2 separate regions of the Mus musculus genome follow, and region 2 is linked to region 1. Evidence: chromatin loops called from intact Hi-C (ENCODE). Cell type or tissue: left cerebral cortex. All regions are shown on one strand. Each heading gives the region's core, and the rest is flanking DNA. Links, peaks and the distances in the headings are about the cores only. Region 1 overlaps Usp39 (ubiquitin specific peptidase 39). Region 2 overlaps Immt (inner membrane protein, mitochondrial).

Evidence for each region. A loop is a pair of places that touch in the nucleus more often than their neighbours do. Peaks named below come from ENCODE experiments on the same cell type or tissue, not always from the same donor. Only the 100,000 strongest peaks of a DNase experiment are listed, where the experiment ranks them.
Region 2: it touches region 1 in a loop (2.4-fold over the local background); 1 of 42 quality-filtered maps calls a loop at or near these places.

The regions. Positions count from the first base shown.
Region 1 is chr6:72,314,054-72,322,618 of GRCm38, forward strand. It overlaps Usp39 (ubiquitin specific peptidase 39), which reads right to left. Exons shown (of 13, transcript NM_138592.4): 11 at 7,203-7,338; 12 at 5,687-5,773; 13 at 4,623-5,186. The coding sequence ends at 5,139. It overlaps Sftpb (surfactant associated protein B), which reads left to right. Exons shown (of 12, transcript NM_147779.2): 12 at 1-320. Among named protein-coding and RNA genes, the nearest start is that of Sftpb, 14 kb to the left of the region's middle. In left cerebral cortex, for the core only: a CTCF peak has its summit at 5,158 (motif pointing left); DNase peaks (open chromatin) are centred at 4,615 and 5,145; H3K27ac peaks cover 369 bases.
Region 2 is chr6:71,864,470-71,873,034 of GRCm38, forward strand. It overlaps Immt (inner membrane protein, mitochondrial), which reads left to right. Exons shown (of 15, transcript NM_001253681.1): 11 at 2,257-2,271; 12 at 4,111-4,334; 13 at 6,958-7,089; 14 at 8,325-8,454. It also overlaps the pseudogene Gm17825. Among named protein-coding and RNA genes, the nearest start is that of Snord94, 14 kb to the right of the region's middle. In left cerebral cortex, for the core only: CTCF peaks have their summits at 1,087 (motif pointing right) and 4,523 (motif pointing right); no DNase peak of the experiment used is centred there.

The sequences.
Region 1 (8,565 bases), core at 419-8,418:
ACCACCACCACCACCACCACCACCACCACCACCACCACCACCACCACCACCACCACCACCACCACAGTGGTTTCTGGCTCCCCCCGGTGATGGGGGGCGGCAGGCCCACGTCCTCTGGAAGCCTTCAGAAGGGGCTTCGGGCCTTCGCCTCCACCAGAGCCAAGCCAGCTCCCATAGCTCCCACAGCCCACAGGGACTGAGAAGAACTGTTGTGGCTCCAAGAAGACATCGGGTAGAAGCTGGGTATAGCCACACCAACCCCTTGCTAACATTTCTATGAAATCCAAACTTGAGAAGAATAAAGAATGGGAACATGGAGCATTATTCTAAGGGCTGTGGGCGAGGCGCAGTGACAGGGCACTTTCCTAGCAAGCAGGAAACCTGGGTTGGATCCCCAGTACTAACAAGAAACACTGTTTAAAGGTAGTGTGGTAGCTCTTGCCTACAATCTCAGATCTTGGGAGAGCACAGCAAAGGACTGTGAGTGTTGGCAGCTGGTCGGGGATACAGTGAAAAAGAGAAAAAAGAAAAGGGAGGGATGAAGAGAGGAAAAGAAAGACAAGACAGGAAAGGAAGGAAAAGACAGAAAGGAAAGGATCAAAGAAAGAAAAGAGACAGAAAAGAAAGGAAGAAGGAAAAAGTTAAGAAAAGGGAAGGAAGGATGAAGGCAGGGAGGGAGAGAGGGAAAGGAGATATGAAATCTTCAGCTTGTACGTTTTCAAAAGAGAATTTTAAAATCAGGAAGGACTTGTGAGATGCTTCAGTAAGTAAAGGTCATGCCACCAAGGCTGATGACCCAAGTCTGATCCCCAGGACCCACATGGTGGGAGGGAACCAACTTCTGCTTGTCCTTTGACCTCCACATTTGCTATCACATATAAACACACACACACACACACACACACACACACACACACACACACACACACACATTTAATATAAAAATCAGGAAACCAGGCCAGTGACATGGCTCAGCAGGTAAAGAACTGCACAAGCCGGATACTCTGAATTTGATCCCTGGAACCTAGGGTTGTGGGAGAGTTGACTCCCACGTAATCCTCTGACCTCCCACACTTACACCATGGCACATGTGACCCCCTCCTGGTATATGCTTACAATTAATGATAACAATCAATTTCTCTTAAGTCAGGAAATCCCTGACCTGGGTGAGGCTGAGCACCACACACTCTGGTCATTATGGTTCCGTATTGAAGATGTTCTGCTGCTAAGATAAACAGTTTCTAGAGCTGAGGGGATAGACAGCTCAGTGATAGAGTGCTAGTCTAACATGCTCTGGACCCTGGGTTTTATCCCAGCACTGAAAACAAGTGAGCACAGAGAGGGGACAGATTCTCTTGTCTGCATGTAAGCTTACAATCCTGAGGCTGAATCCATGCCTGCCATGATGATCTAAGATCATCTAGGACTGTGCATTCTGAGGACCAGTTCCCATGTTACACAATGCCTGAGTCACAGCTAATAAAGTCCTGTTCCCTTGTGCAGAGTAAGAACACACTATCTTTTAAGGGGTGGCAGGAGTCACAGTCTCATGCAGCCTGATGTCAGCAGGCCTGGGCCACCTCTCTCTGCCTTACAGAGCACAAATCCACATCTACTCCCTAATCTCGGCTTCCAGCATGGTCTCCCTCCTGCTGCCTACTCTTTCCCTACAAGCTTACTTCTTAAGCTCAAGGTACCAAAATATAAAATAAGCAAACGAGGGGCTGGAGAGATGGCTCAGCAGCTTGGAGCACTTTTACCTTGCTGAGGACCTGAGTCTGACTCCAAACATCCGCATGGTTTTCGTTTTTGTTTGTTTTTTTCCGAGACAGGGTTTCTCTGTAGCTCTGGCTGTCCTGGAACTCACTCTGTAGACCAGGCTGGCCTTGAACTCAGAAATCCACCTGCCTCTGCCTCTCAAGTGCTGGGATTAAAGGCGTGTGCCACCACTCCCAGCACACAAAGGCAAATAAATCCATCTTTAGTATTAAAGATCTAAATGCTAAACATGTCCCTTTATATGTATAGCTAAAACACTTCTATCATATTTCTAATTATAAAAAACTTCATTTGTTATAGAAAATCTAGGAACTACAAACAGACACAGACCCACTCCACACACTCTCCTCAGTCTGAAGAGGGCACCGGAACTCCTTGCATGTTCAGACAGTGAGCTCAGTGCTTTCTCTGCCCCTGCAGGCTCTGTCTGGCTCCACCCACAGCACCTAAGCACCAGGGCAAGCTTTCTGCTCAGCCTGCTCTGAGACAGCAGTGGCTGAGATGTAAATCCCTGGTCTGTAGACTTGAACTTTACAATAGATATTTTGTAAGTGTACAGATTATTGTCTCAAAAGTCCTTGATTTCATTACAACACTCAGGTAAGTGAAGGAAAGAGGGTAAATGAGCCAAAGACAGGCAGATCTCCAGGAGTTCAAGGCCTGCCTAGTCTACAGAGTGAGTTTCAGGCCAGCCAGGGCTATGGAGAAAGACCGTGAGTTACTTTCAGATGAAAACAGTATTATTTGGAGCCAAAACTCACTCACTGAGAAATGCAATTTTATCTATGTCCCATGATGAATGACTAAATTTTAAACTGCCATCACAAGCCATTTTAAAAACCATTTTAATTATTTGTATGGACTTTTTTTCTGTATGTCTGTGCACCACGTGTCTGTTGCCTACAAAGGCCAGAAAAGGTCATCAGAGCCTTTAGCCTGGAGTTATAGATGGTTGTGAGCTACCAAGTAGGTGATAGGATTTGAACCTAGGTCCTCTGGAAAAACAGCTATTAACTGCTTAGCCATTAAGCTGCTTTAAACCACTGAGCCATCTCTCCAGCCTGAACACAAAGTCTCATTATATTTATTATTTTATTATATACTATTCAAAGCCATTTATGGGGCTGGTGAGATGGCTCAGTGGGTAAGAGCACCCGACTGCTCTTCTGAAGGTCCAGAGTTCAAATCCCAGCAACCACATGGTGGCTCACAACCATCCGTAACAAGATCTGCCTCCCTCTTCTGGTGTGTCTGAAGACAGCTACAATGTACTTACATATAATAATAAATAAATCTTTAAAAAAAAAAAAAAAAAAAAAAGCCATTTATGTACATCTATGTAAAAACACACGGCACATTGACTGGGTAGGAGGATGAACACGGATCTTACCCAAGTTGCTCTGTAATCTGTATTGCTCCTTTCTACTTTTCCAGGACCAGGTATGTATAAATGCAGAGCACTTGCCTAACACAAGTCCCTGGGTTCAAGTCCCCAGCACCAAAGGCCCCAAACAGCCCAGTAACACAGCATTTTTGGTTTTTGAAACTGGGTGTACTCATGGTCCCCTTGCCTCTGCCTCCCAAATGCCAAGATTACACACATGTGCCATGACATCCAGCTTTGTGTGTGTACTCCAATGTGTTTACTATGTGTATGTGCATGTCTGTGTGCACTTGTGTGGGTAGTGAGCATGGTTATGGGTATTTGTGCATGTGGAAGCCAGAGGAGACCCTCAGCCCTCACTCCTCATGCACTGTTCACATTGCCTTTGAGACAGCGGCCCTCACTAGCCCAGCAAGCCCTGGGGAGCTGCCTGTTTTCCTGTCGCTTTATTACAAGCAGGCATTCCATGCTGGCTTTTCTCTTTCGTTTGTTCGTGAGTTTGGGGGACTGGATTCTGTAAGATGGGCACTTTACCAGCTGAGCTATCTCATCAGCTCCCAGCTTTTACTTTTAATCCTTTTTCCCAGTGCTTAGGACAGAGCACATGGTCTGGTACTGACAGGCAAGTGCTGTCCACTGAGCTGCACTACCAGCCCCAACCTTCCCAAGTCCATACTTGCAGGCCTTTGCCATCACTGCTAATCACATGTTTTAAAATGTTCTCAATTACTTTTATTTAGTGTGGGAGGGGGGACCTGAGTGTGCCACAGTGCACATGCGGTGCTCAGAGAATCTGCACAAGTCCGCCCTCTCTTTCTACCATGTGGAACCAGAGACTGAACTCCAGTCATCAGGTTTTGTGGCATGTGCCTTCTTTACCTGCTGAGCAGTCCCTGGCCAGATGAACCCAACCAAAGGGGGAATGGTGGCCTGTAATCCCAGCACTCTTACACAGTTAGAGACAGGAGGATGCGAAGCTAGAGGCCAGATAGGGACATAGCAATACCCTGTCTCTAAAATTTAAAAAAGAGAAAAGAAAAAAAAAAAAAAAAAGAAAGAAAGAAACAAAGAAACAAACCAATTCCAAGAGAGCTGCTGTAATGAGCTGCCTGCTGCCCACTGGTGTGCCAGCTTGCCCACATCTCAGGCCCAAGGCCTCCAACCCTTCAGTGACTGAGCTTGACAGAAGCCATTTCTGCCAGTCAGCCCCTGCCTCGGGCTTCCCATCAGCCTGGCAGAGACCTGCTCAAGCTACAATGATTCCACTTCTCTGCCTGGGGGTGCGGGGGGGGGGGGGGGGGAACCTCAGTCCCAAATCACCCACTGTCAGCCTTCTAGGTAGGCACGAAAACCTATCATTTTAGCCAGATATTTTGTGACTTAGAGACAAATACACCCCTAACGACATACCACCCACAAGCTGACAGGAAGAGACAAGGATAGTGCCCACCCACAAGCTGACAGACTACAGACAGGAGTATATAATATAAAGTTAAGAAGGAAAACAAAACCCTTAACAAGCCTCAATGGGGTATATGAAACAACAGCCTGGTTTAAAAACAGGAGGATATTTAATCCATCGCACACGTCCCACAGGAGATGAAGGGAGCTACAGGAAAGCCACTACCTATGACAGAAGGCTGCTGCTGACTTCACGTTTACTCCTAGGGTCTCCAGACCTGACGTTTCTACCGAACTGTCTGTTCTTTGATACTTGCAGCAATTCAAATAAGGCATCCATCTGTAAGAGTTCTGCCTGCTGATGCTGAAAGGGAAGAGTGTCGACCACAACGTGCTGCCGGAGACAGCGCAGAACATCAGGGCAGACAGGCTCCTTCATGGTGATGCAGCCAGAATCCATAAAAACTGGACTGGGGCAGGAATCTTTCAGTCAGTCTGTGTTCAGCGACAGCTTCAGTATTTTTATTTACCATCTTCAGCCACAGCCCTTGGGAATAAAAACCCAACAAGGCGTTCAAGCCCCCTGCTGGTTGGTTTCATCATTGTCCCGCCTCTTCCAAATCTGTCAGAAATAGAAAGTGATCTCTTCAGTGAGTTAGCCCTCAAGTAACTATTCTGTGCAGCAAACAGACAGCACGACACCGATACACACGCCAGTCTCAAAAACAATCCGCACCATCCACAACAGCGCCTTTCGTTCCATTTTCATTTCCCACTCACCCGTGACTTTTCTTCCATCCTTTTTCAGATTTATTTATTATTCAATGTGTATGCGTGTTCACCTGCATGTATGTATGTGCCCACCATGGGCATGCCTGGTAATGCACACAGGTCAGAAGACAGCTTTGGATCTCCTAGAACTAGAGCCACAGATCTCTGCTAACTCACAAGTCACACACACACTTCTTTGCTTCCTTGCTGACTGATAGGCTTCCATACTTTTCCTTTCTGAAAGTCTGACTGGCTTCTGGAGCCACACAATCTGATCCCCTTACACTCAAAGCACCGGGCCCTGCAAGCAAGGCTACAGCAGCTCCACTTCCTGCGTTGGCCCACACCCACCTGAATGTACGCCTCAGACAGTGTGATCATCTGGGGCAGAATGTCTGTCACCTGGAGGTCTTGTAATTCATACCACTTGCCAGTCCCCTGCACAAAGCACAAAGAGCTGGGTTAATGGCTCTCCAAAATCAGAGGTTAAAAATGGTCACAGCCAAGAGACAGACACATCAGAATGGCCACTAAACATCAGCAAGAGCCATGAGGATGGTTCATAACCTTGGCTAGACCTGATTCAACAAACAGTTCAGGCAACCTCAATTCCTGTGGAGGAGCCTTTGAAGTACAACGAAGTCCCAAACATTCTGCTTTCCTTTCTGTCCTTTCTCTGTGTTTGTATATAAGGGTGCCCTCACATAACCAGTCTAGCATCAGATTTTCTCTTTAGCCAAGGAGGGACGGCCTTGAACTTCTGATTCTCTGCTTCTACCTCTGGAGTACAGGCACATTAGAGTGTATGTCACCACACCCAGTTTATGTGGTGTCTGGAATCAAGCTTAAGGTGTTGTGCACACTGGATACCCCATCACTTGAGCTAAATCCCCAAACCCATTTCTACCCTTCTGGAAATGAATTTAGGTGGCCACTCAAGAGGAAAAAGAGAAAGCCCTCTAATCTCTAATGTCTTTTTTTCTGTCAAAAAAAATGGTAAATCAGACAAACTCAGTTAAGTTGAAGACTTAACTGAAGCCAGTAGCATAGGACGGCCTAGGCTTCCTCATGTGTGAGAGCTATGCTTTAAGGACAGTAAACCACTAGTCCTAGAGACATTAACCAGGTTAAAACAACCTACACTAAATCCTGTGTTTGTACAAATATCCTGTGTATGCTTTCGTTTTCAGCTTAGGCACACTCTTAAAAAAACTTTTTTAGTTCAGCCAGGCATGGTAGTAATGCCTGTGATCCTCGGACCTAGAAAGCTGAGGGCGGAGCTGCCTCAAGTTCTCAGCCAGCCTGGGCTACAGAGTCAAACGATGCCATAAAAAGACAAAGCTTCAAAATGTAAATTTCAAACACATCAAAGGGTCTTGTTAAATAATGAAGTGTTCCACGGGGTTGGGACTCTGCCATTGTAAGGAGCCCTAAGATGGTACCACTCTGGCTGGTGGGGCTCTGACTCAGAACACAAGTTCTCAACCCTGGCTGGGTATGAGAATCCCCAGGAGAACCTCAGAGCACCTAACACTTCATTATACATCCACATAATCTAAGGCAGTTTCCTAATTAACTAGGATCAATAGCTTGGATTTAAGGAAGGGTGTAACAGCACTGTAGACCCTGTGGCTACATCCCTGGCCTCTACTCCAGTTGAAAACCAATGTCTACTGTGGCCGTGCTGGGGCAGGGCCAGCACTTAGGACCTCAGAAAGCTTCAGGGAGCATCTAACAGTAAGACAGAACTAAAGCCATTGCCTCTAGTATATAGAGGTCTCTGAAGCAAGGCCCCAACACCGGCAAACAAACTCAAAGTCAGCACAGGAACAGCACCTATTCTGCAGCTCTGGGCCACAGCACTCACATGATGAAGCACGTGGATCCTGTAGGAGCCCTCAGAGGGCTTGCCATCATGCACGATGTTGGCGATGAGATCATAGGTGGTGTTCTTGTGGACGGCTTGGACTTCTTCAGATAAGTATTCTCTCAGATCCACATTTCTGGAGATAAAAAATAAAGTAAGTCAGACCATGGCTGTGAAGTTAGAGACATGCCCCATACAAATGAACAAATGAACCACAGAACTATTGACTTGTTAACTTTAGGGTCCTACCTCTTCGAGGGTTTGCAGTGCCAAAAAAGTTCCAGTGAGTTGAATTTACATTTTTCAACAGCAACTACTTATCTCAGGAAAATTCCCTTTAGAAGCAAGTCTAGGAGCCAAAAGTGCAGGCTCTCTGCTCACCTGGACCTGAATGGAAATCTTGGCTGTCACATGATGGCTGTGAATTTAAGCAGGTTACACAAGGAATGTGACTCCTCTGCCTGCCTTGGGAGCAATGAGCTGAGGCAGCAGGGACTTGACCACAGGCCTACCTGGGAGTCCACCTTGCAGCTCCAGGATTCAGGCAGCACCTGTCCTTTGCCCTCAGGCGCCCTACAGAAGATTGACTCCATGCTATGCCATCACTGTGACCACCTAATCTGAACACTAGGCAAACCATCAGCCTCTCACTTGTCCAGGACCTTACTGCTTTCATTCTTTCAGTGAAGTCAGAGGTAAAGTCCTTACAAGCAACACAGCTCACGTAAGCAGCAGGTATGAAATGGGAGTTCATTCAAGGCTTCTAGACTAGAAAACCAGCACTGAAGAAAGAATGGGTCCAGAGAGTCAGCTGCCTTCTGTTCCTTTGTATGTGTGGTGTTGTTCCTGTGTGTGTGACACGCAGATGAATGTGAATGCTTGGAGAGGTGAGATCAACACCTCAGCTTCTCTTTCTTATTCTTTATGCAAGGTCTCTCAGCCCATCTTCTGCTTTTCAAGAGCACAACACACGTGGTGTACACACACATGCTGACCAAGGCACTCACATACATAAAGTGATGCATACTCTCTGGATCCACTTTCCTCACTGCTGTTTTCCTAGTCTAGAAGCCTTGAATAAACAAACTCCCATTACATGCCTCTGTGAGTTCAAAGTCAGCCTGGCCTACATATCGAGATCCAAAAAAAAACAATGTAGGGACCCTGTCTCGATAAAGGTTTTTTTAAAAAAAATTAAAAACAATTAGAGAAATGAATCTACTGGTAAAGTGTTCACCATGCAAGCCTGGTGACCTGAGTTTGATCCCTGGGATCCACACAGTGGAGGAAGAAAACTGAATCCTCTAAGTTATCCTCAGTTTTCCACATATGTGCCAAGGCTCACAAACACCCATGCAGGTCT
Region 2 (8,565 bases), core at 201-8,200, 450 kb before region 1:
CAGCATTAAAAAAAGGTAAAAAGAGCCTGGTCTAGTAGCACATGCCTTTAATCCTACCATTTGTGAGGCAGAAGAGGTGTGGATCTCTGTGAGCTTGAAGCCAGCTTGGTCTATATCTCAATCAAGCTCCAGGACAGCTATGTAGTAAGACCTTGACTCAAAAAAAAAAAAAAAAAAAGGGAGAAAAGTGGCAAGAGGATTAGGCTAGAGGGTCTTGCTCATTGTCGAGCACTTGGCTAGTATGTACAAGCCCTGAGTTCAGTCCCCAGCACCAACAAACAAAAAAGAAAATAAACTTTGAAATAGTCAAATGTGCCTTATGTGTATCAGTGCAAGTGACCTGGTATTGTCTCTCTCCAAAGAGAAGACTTGGTGGTATGGATACCTGCTGCCAAAACTGGTGACCTGTGTTCTATCCTCAGGACCCACATGGAGGAAGGAGAGAACAGATTCTCAAAAATTGTTCTCTGACCTCCACACAGTTGCCATGGTATACCCAATCCAAATAAATAAATATATGTAATCCTTTTTTAAAAATTATTTAAAAATACAGAATAGGTTGGTGCTATTGTGAAGTTTAAGAACCTATAAACTAAACAGTTATTTAAGGATATATCTTTATATCAAGTATAAAAGTGAGCTTGGGGTCTAGAGAGATAGTTCAGTACTTAAGAATACTTACTGTCTTTCTGAGGACCAAGGTTTGGTTCCTAGTACTCACAGAGTAGCTGTTGTGAGCAACTCCAGTTTCAGGGGATCTAGTGCCCTCTTCTGGCTCCTACAGGCTCTTGCATGCACATAGTGCTTATAAACTTGTGCAGGCACACATATATTATACATAAAAGTAAACAGTATTTTTGAAAAGTGCTGTGGACTGATAACCCAAAGCATGTCTCCTTTGTTGCTTATGTACTATAGCACATACTATTATGTTTATGTGCCCTGTTAATGATCTTTTACATTGTCTCAACTTTGTTTTTCCTTTGACATAGAAGCAGATTCTTTTAATGAAAAATTCCTTGAATTTAACCCAAGAGGTCCTTTTTTCTTTTTTAAAGATTTATTTATTATATGTAAGTACACTGTAGATGTCTTCAGACACTCCAGAAGAGGGCGCCAGATCCCGTTACGGATGGTTGTGAGCCACCATTTGGTTGCTGGGATTTGAACTCAGGACCTTCAGAAGAACAGTCGGTGCTCTTAACCGCTGAGCCATCTCTCTAGCTCCCTAAACCAAGAGGTTCTTAACAAGCTTCATACTAAAGACAGATCTGCCTGTACAGGCCTATACACCCATGTGTTTGAGGATGCTGAGGCAAGAGGATTGCAAATTTCTGGGCTACAGTGTAGATCTGTTTCAGAATTAAAAAGTAAAATTTGATTGGAGACATAGCTTATGTTCTACCTCCAGAATTGCCAGGGGGGAAAACAGAGGCAAGTCACTGAGGTTGGCAGCTGTCTACTCTCTTGTCACGGGTTCGTTGGGGTTTGTAATCATGATAAGGAATATCATTTAAACTTCAACAGTCAGAGTTTTTGATTTAATTTTACACAGGTTAAATGTAAATTTAATATTAAGTTCACTGTAGTGCTTATTTAAGAAGCTTACTGTGATACACTCCCAGCTTTCAGGAGAAAAAATAACAGAAAGGTAACAGAATCTGAAAAGACTTTGTTCCAAAATTGCCTCTAAAGAAAAATGTTAATTCTAGAAGTATTTGACAGTTGGAAGTAGCCTGCCACTGGAAACTAGTACTAGGATGGAGAAATATTCTGTAAATTAGTTCAGTTGACAGTAATCAAAGAATTGTGTCTCCTAGTAAAGTTTTTAGTTGATGTGCAGATGAGACAGTGACAGACCCCTTCTAACTAGAGCAGTCCTTGTTGTTGGTGATTCTCCTCTTGGAATATTTAACTTCCCTTAGAAATGCTGTCTCTAGCTGAGCCTGGTGGTGCACGCCTTTAATCCCAGCACTCGGGAGGCAGAGGCAGGCGGATTTCTGAGTTCGAGGCCAGCCTGGTCTACAAAGTGAGTTCCAGGATAGCCAGGGCTACACAGAGAAACCCTGTCTCGAAAAACCAAAATAAAAAAAGAAAAAGAAAAAGAACTGCTGTCTCTGACTCTGTAAATATAGGAACTAAACATTTTGCTTTCTAGAAACCTCTTTTCTTGGTCTTTCTGGATGTTGCTATTTAATGATGGCTAACCAAAGTGCGTGCTTTCCTTTTTCACACTATTCTTCTCTTTCTTTGTAGGTATTTCTGACCTAGGTGAGTAATTATGTATATTCTATGTTTAATGGCATTTTTTGGGGGGTGTTGAAATAGTGAACTCTTTCTGGTGTGTGTGCATGTGTGCATGGGTGCGCGTGTGCTACCCATCTAAACTATAGCAAGTAGAACCTGAATGTGTCATAATTCTCAATTGTCATCCATAGATAATCAAGAATAATTGTGTTAAGTGTAAGGCTTTAAATGTGAGGTATGTGTCTGTTTATATACAATAAGGTCTTTGTTTTACTTGTTATTTCAAAGAGCTTCAAACATTAAAAAGCAAAAAAAAAAAAAAAATACAAATAACTCCCATGGATATTTTACCCAACTTTATCAGTTATCAAAACAATGCCCAGTTTTGTCTCATCTGTTCATAGCTTTCATGTCAAAGCAGACTCCAAATATATCTTTTTCCTTTTAAATATTTTGAGTGTTTTTTTAGAAAGACAATCGGAATACTATTATTATGCTTAAGGTTTCATAATTCTCTAATGCTGTTAAATATACAGTGCTTAAGACTTTTTACTTATAGTATTTTTAATTACGGTTTTAATTCAAACCAGGATTCAGAGATGTCCCACACATTGAAATTACTCAATGAGTCTCAGTGTTTGCTTGCTTATATATTTTGCTTTTCACTTGTTTTTTGATGAATTGATCATTTATCATACAGAATTGCCCATATTTGTATTTTATGGCAGGAACCTTCCTTCATTTTTTTAAAAAGATTTATTTATTTATTTATTTATTTAGTTAATGTAAGTACACTGTAGCTGTTTTCAGGCACACCAGAAGAGGGCATCCGATCTCATTACAGATGGATCTCATTACAGAGCCACCATGTGGTTGCTGGGATTTGAACTCAGGACCTTCAGAAGAAAAGTCAGTGCTTGTAATTGCTGAGCCACCTCTCCAGCCCCCTTCCTTCATTCTTAATCTCTAGTAAATGTTGGAATACTGTGGAGTGTGAAATTACTTCCCCTTCTAAAACAAACAAACCAACAAATCGCAATGAGTGAGTGTATGTGTGCATAACTGAGTGTTTGGGCATGAGTATTAAAAAGGAGCATGAGTGATCCCATTGGGTATCATTGATCACAGATTACTATTCTAGGTAGTGTGCATTCAAGGAAAGGAACAAACAGATGGAGAGATAGCTCAGTGGTTAAGAGCTATCCAGAGGACAGCTGGCTCATTTCTCAGCACTCACTCGGAGGCTTACAACCATCTGTAACTCCAGTTTCAAGGGATCTGGTGCCTCTTCTCTGGCCATTTACAACAGTAGACACACATATGATGCACAGACAGATATACAGGCAAAACACCCATATACAGAAAATAAAAATACTTGTGTGTGTCTGTATGTGTGTGTGTGTGTGTGTGCTTGTTTTGGGGGGGAGGGGTAGGGAGTGTGTCTGTCAGTGTACTTGTGGCTCACAGGAGAATTTGTGGGAGTTGGTTTCCTTCTGAATATTTGTTAGGGCTAATCATAGTTCTACATAAAATGGCATATAGTAGTGATTGTGTCTACAAGCTGTCTTTTTAGAAGTAAAGTTAGTAAATTAGAAAGCCAGGACATGATGAGTTCAGATTACACTGATTTGGAGTTCTTAGAAAGAGCAGTGTATGCTGCCTCACACTTATTATTATTATTATTATTATTATTATCATTTTATTATAGACTCACCCATTATTTTGCTTAGAATTGATAGTGCTTTAGTTGCTGGATAGTAGTTTTTAATTGCTACTTTGACTGGAGGATTTGAATTTTGTGTTAGCTTCTTTCTGCAGTATATTTTCAGTGACAGCACTAACACTTTGATGTTACCTGTTTAGCTGGCAAACTCTCTACTGATGACCTGAACTCACTCATTGCTCATGCCCATCGTCGCATTGATCAGCTCAACAGAGAGCTAGCACAACAGAAAGCCACAGAGAAGCAGCACATTGAGCTAGCCTTGGAAAAGCACAAGCTAGAAGAAAAGCGGACCTTTGACTCTGCAGTGGCAAAAGCATTGGAGCACCACAGAAGTGAAATTCAGGCTGAGCAGGACAGAAAGGTAGTGGAGGAAGAGAATGACCTGACATTTGAAGTTAACCTTGTTTGTTCTGTCACTGCCTGCTAGTGGTAAATATAATTTGTGCCAAGCTATCATTAGAGTGGTGTTTTAGGGTTTTTTTTTTTTCTTTTTTAAAGATTTATTTATTTATTTATTATGTCAGTGTTCTGCCTGCATGTATGCCTGAGACCAGAAGAGGGCACCAGATCTCATTATAGAAGGTCATAAACTACCAATTGGTTGCTGGGTATTGAACTCAGGACCTCTGGCAATTGAAGGTGTGATTATTCAAAGGAAAAGAGATACCTCTGTTCACCATTTGTTTGTTTGTTTGTCTATTGGCGTGGCTATGTTTTTGGTTTTGATAATTTTGTAATTATATTTATATACAGAAAACTTAGTGTGCATTTAACCAAATTTAGTGGTGAGTTCTTTAGCCTTTTGCCTTTTCCAGCTTGGCAAAGCGAGCCTCAGACTTAGGACCCAGGACGTTGCCTCCCCAGTGGCGATGGATCTCATCATATCTGTCATTAAAATTGGTCCTAATAGCTTCCACCAGCTTAGCCAGAGCACCCTTGTCTTCCGAGTTAACCTGTGTAAAGGCAACAGTGGTGCATGTCTTCCTGTGGACCAGGCACCCCAGCCTGGCCTTTCCCTTGATGATGCAGTAGGGCGCCCCCATCTTTCGACACAGGGCAGGCAGGAAAACCACCAGCTCATTGGGGTCTACGTCATGGGCAATCACCACCAGCTGAGCCTTCTTATTCTCCACCAAGGTGGTGACTGGGTTGACTCCTGCTCTTGAGGACAGGTGGTCTCTTAGTCGGGACATCCCCTTTTGCCAGCAGCTTTCTTCTCAGCACAGGCCTTTGCTTCTTCTCTTGCTTTGTCTCTGACCTCTACTTGTGGGCAAGCTTAAGCAGCTGAGTAGCTGTCTGCCTGTCCAGGGCCTGGGTGAACTGGTTAATGGCAGGAGGTACTTTGGACCGCTTATAGAGGATGGCTCTTTGCTGCTGCAGCCTGATGAAGTGGGGCCATTTGATGAAGTGTGTTAGATCTCTTTGGGGCTGGATGTCCTGCCCAATGCCGAAGTTCTTGGGCCTTTCCTCAAACAAAGGATTGACCCCCTTTTTGGCCTCCTGTTTCTTGCCAGTAAGAGCTGAGGCCACCTTCTTCCCCTTGGTCTTCTTTCCTTTGGGCATCTTGCTTGGCTGATGGAGAGAGCTTTTGGTGGCTATTTTTTTTATCAGAGACTCTTACATTCAGTCTGCATCCACAGTTAATTCCTGTTTTTTTTTTTTTCTTTTCTTTTTTTTGCCTATCTTAATCCAATAGTTTCTCAGGTTCTTGCTGTGTAACCAGGCTGGCTTAGAACTCCCAGCAGTCTCCTCGACTTTTGTTTATTTAAAAATGGCACCTTGTTACTTAGCTGTGACTGATAGGAACAAACGGTTATAGTGCTACCTTATCCTGAGTTCTGGGTTTTCAGTATAAGAGCATTAGTCCAGATTCTTAAACAACGCCCAAAGACTCTTAATGTTATACTTGCCTTCTGTAAGTTTGTCGTTTATTTATTTATTGAATCTTGTTTAGCTTTTGTTTTTGTTTTTCTTCTCTGTGCAGTGTCTTTTTGTATTTTTCACTGGGATGTTTGTGCTGTGTGCTTCCAACCTGGCTCTTCTCCTTAAACCTTAGTTCTACACTTGGACATCACTGTCTCAGCAACACCCCTCTTTCAGTTTTAAGCAGCATGTATGGGTCAGTTTCTGCTATATTGCTGTTTTCAGTGAAAGTGGGAGTTAGGTATTTAGGGTGGGCATCCTGCTCACATTCACTCTTGGAAACAAGTGTTCCTGCTTCAAGGATCTGTGTGTGCATTGTCTGAGCAGTCATGTATCCAAGAAGATAGTAGGTTCTGTCCAGCACGGGGCTGGTCTTAAATGGACTCATTGTTCTAAATCTGAGAAAAGATGAGTTTGTGTTCAAGGTAGTTTATGTTGATGTCTAGTATACCCGTGGTTAATTGCTGAGTGAAGCAGGACGGAGCATTTCCTAACTTGTTTTGACTGGCCCATGTTAAACTTAAACTCATGTGAAAATAAGCTGCTGGTTTCAAAGAAATGTGTTCAAGTGTACCTTTTGGGTACTAATTTTCACATTGATTTCTCTTAAGTTGGCACTGTCACCATGCAAAAAGGTGGGAACATGAACATGAGCAGTTATGGTTAAACAGGGTTTGCACCCAGCTTAGAACTAGCTAGGTTTCTTTGCTCTACATTTTGGAATAAGTTACTTCCTGTGTTATGTGTGATTCAGCAAATAATGGTGTTTGTTTCTGTGTTGGGGGCCACATGGCAGCATGATGGAAGGAAGCACAAGTTTGGAGGCCAGAGAGACCCATGTTTGAAGTAGGATTTCTGTGTAGCTATGTGACCTTGTTTCAGTTGCTTTTGGGTGTTTGGCTTTGTGGCTCTTGGAAAGCATGAGATAATCGTATAGACATGCCTGGCACATCAGTGGAGTTGAGCTGCTGCTACTGTTAGCTTCCTGACTAGTCTCTCCCGTTCCCTAAACGTGCATATGGACGTTTGAGAGCTGCCCATTGCTGCGCTTGGTTTCACAGGTAGAAGAAGTCAGAGATGCCATGGAGAATGAAATGCGGACCCAACTTCGACGGCAGGCAGCTGCCCACACTGATCATTTACGAGATGTCCTCAAGGTGCAGGAACAGGAACTGAAGTATGAATTTGAACAGGTGAGGACCTGTGCTCGGGCTTCCGCTCCTTCCTCCCCGGGGCCTCACACATGTTGCCTGTCCTGTACAGCTGCACCACATCCTTCCTTAGCCTTTCTCCTTCCTGTGCACTCTGAAGATAAGAATAAAGTGGTACCTAGCTTGGGTGAAATAGGCTTTTTGTTAGTTATAAATTACAGAACCAGTTCGTTTTACATCAGCCATGCTGTGTTCATGGTCAGGTATGTAGATCTGAAAATATGTGTGGGTTGCAATACAAAAATGTCTCATTTTTAAAAGATTTTTTATTTTCTCTATATAAATGCTTACTGCATATATGGGTGTATACTCTGTGCTTACCTAGTGCCTACAGAGGCTAGAAGAGGCAGATCCCCTAGAACTGGAGTCACTTTGTGAGTGCTCTAGGAAATGCTCTTACCTACTGAGCCACCTTTAGCCACCCCAAATTTCTTTTTAAAGATTGCAGTCTAAATGCTTAATTAAAAGCTTTTCTATGTTGTATCAGAAAATTCAGAAACTTATGGAACATGAGTCAGAGCCAGGCATGGTGATACACGCCTTTAATTTCAGTATTTGAGAGGCAGAGACAGATGGATCTCTGAGTTTACGGTCATCCCAGTCTATAGCGTAAGTTCCAAGACAGCCAGGCCTATACAGTGAAGCTCTGACTTGAAAAACCAATATGAGTTGATAAAAGTTTGAAACCTTATATACAACATTGCAGCTGTTTTGGTTTAACATTTATTTTACGTATATGAGTATTTTGCTTCCATGTATGGCAGTGAATTACATTAGTGCTTGGTGCTGGAGGAGGGCAGAAAAGGGCATTGGATCCCCTGGAGCGGGAGTTAGGATGATTTTAAGCTGCATCAAGACTGCTGGGAATTGAACCTGGGTCTGGGTCCTCTGCAAGAACAAGTGTTCTTCACCACAGAGCCATCTCTCCAGCCCCTTACAAGCAGCTCTTCTGAAGTTTTTATTTGTTTTAGATTGGTTCTTCCTGTGTAGTCCTGGCTGGCCTGGAACTTGCTGTAGACCAGACTGGCTTGGAACTCTCTTGCCTCTGCCTCCTGAGTGCTAGAATTAAAGGCGTGTCACCACACCTGGTTATAATTTGAGATATTAAAGGTTCCTTTTTTACTTCAAAGTTAGTAGTTTCTGGAAGACTAGCATGTAGTTAGGTGGCAAGCATGGTGGTAACATTAGATTTCTGTACACTGTCTGTTTTATTTCAGGGCCTGTCTGAGAAACTGTCTGAGCAAGAATTAGAGTTTCGTCGTCGCAGTCAAGAACAAATGGACAGCTTTACTCTGGACATAAATACTGCCTATGCCAGGTTGAGAGGGATTGAGCAGGCTGTTCAGAGTGAGCTCCCTTTCATACGCTATGGTCTGACCCTGTACAGTTTCTCAGGATACTTTCTTGTTAATAATGGGGGCATAGAGCCACTCCACTTTATGATGATACTCCATTCTT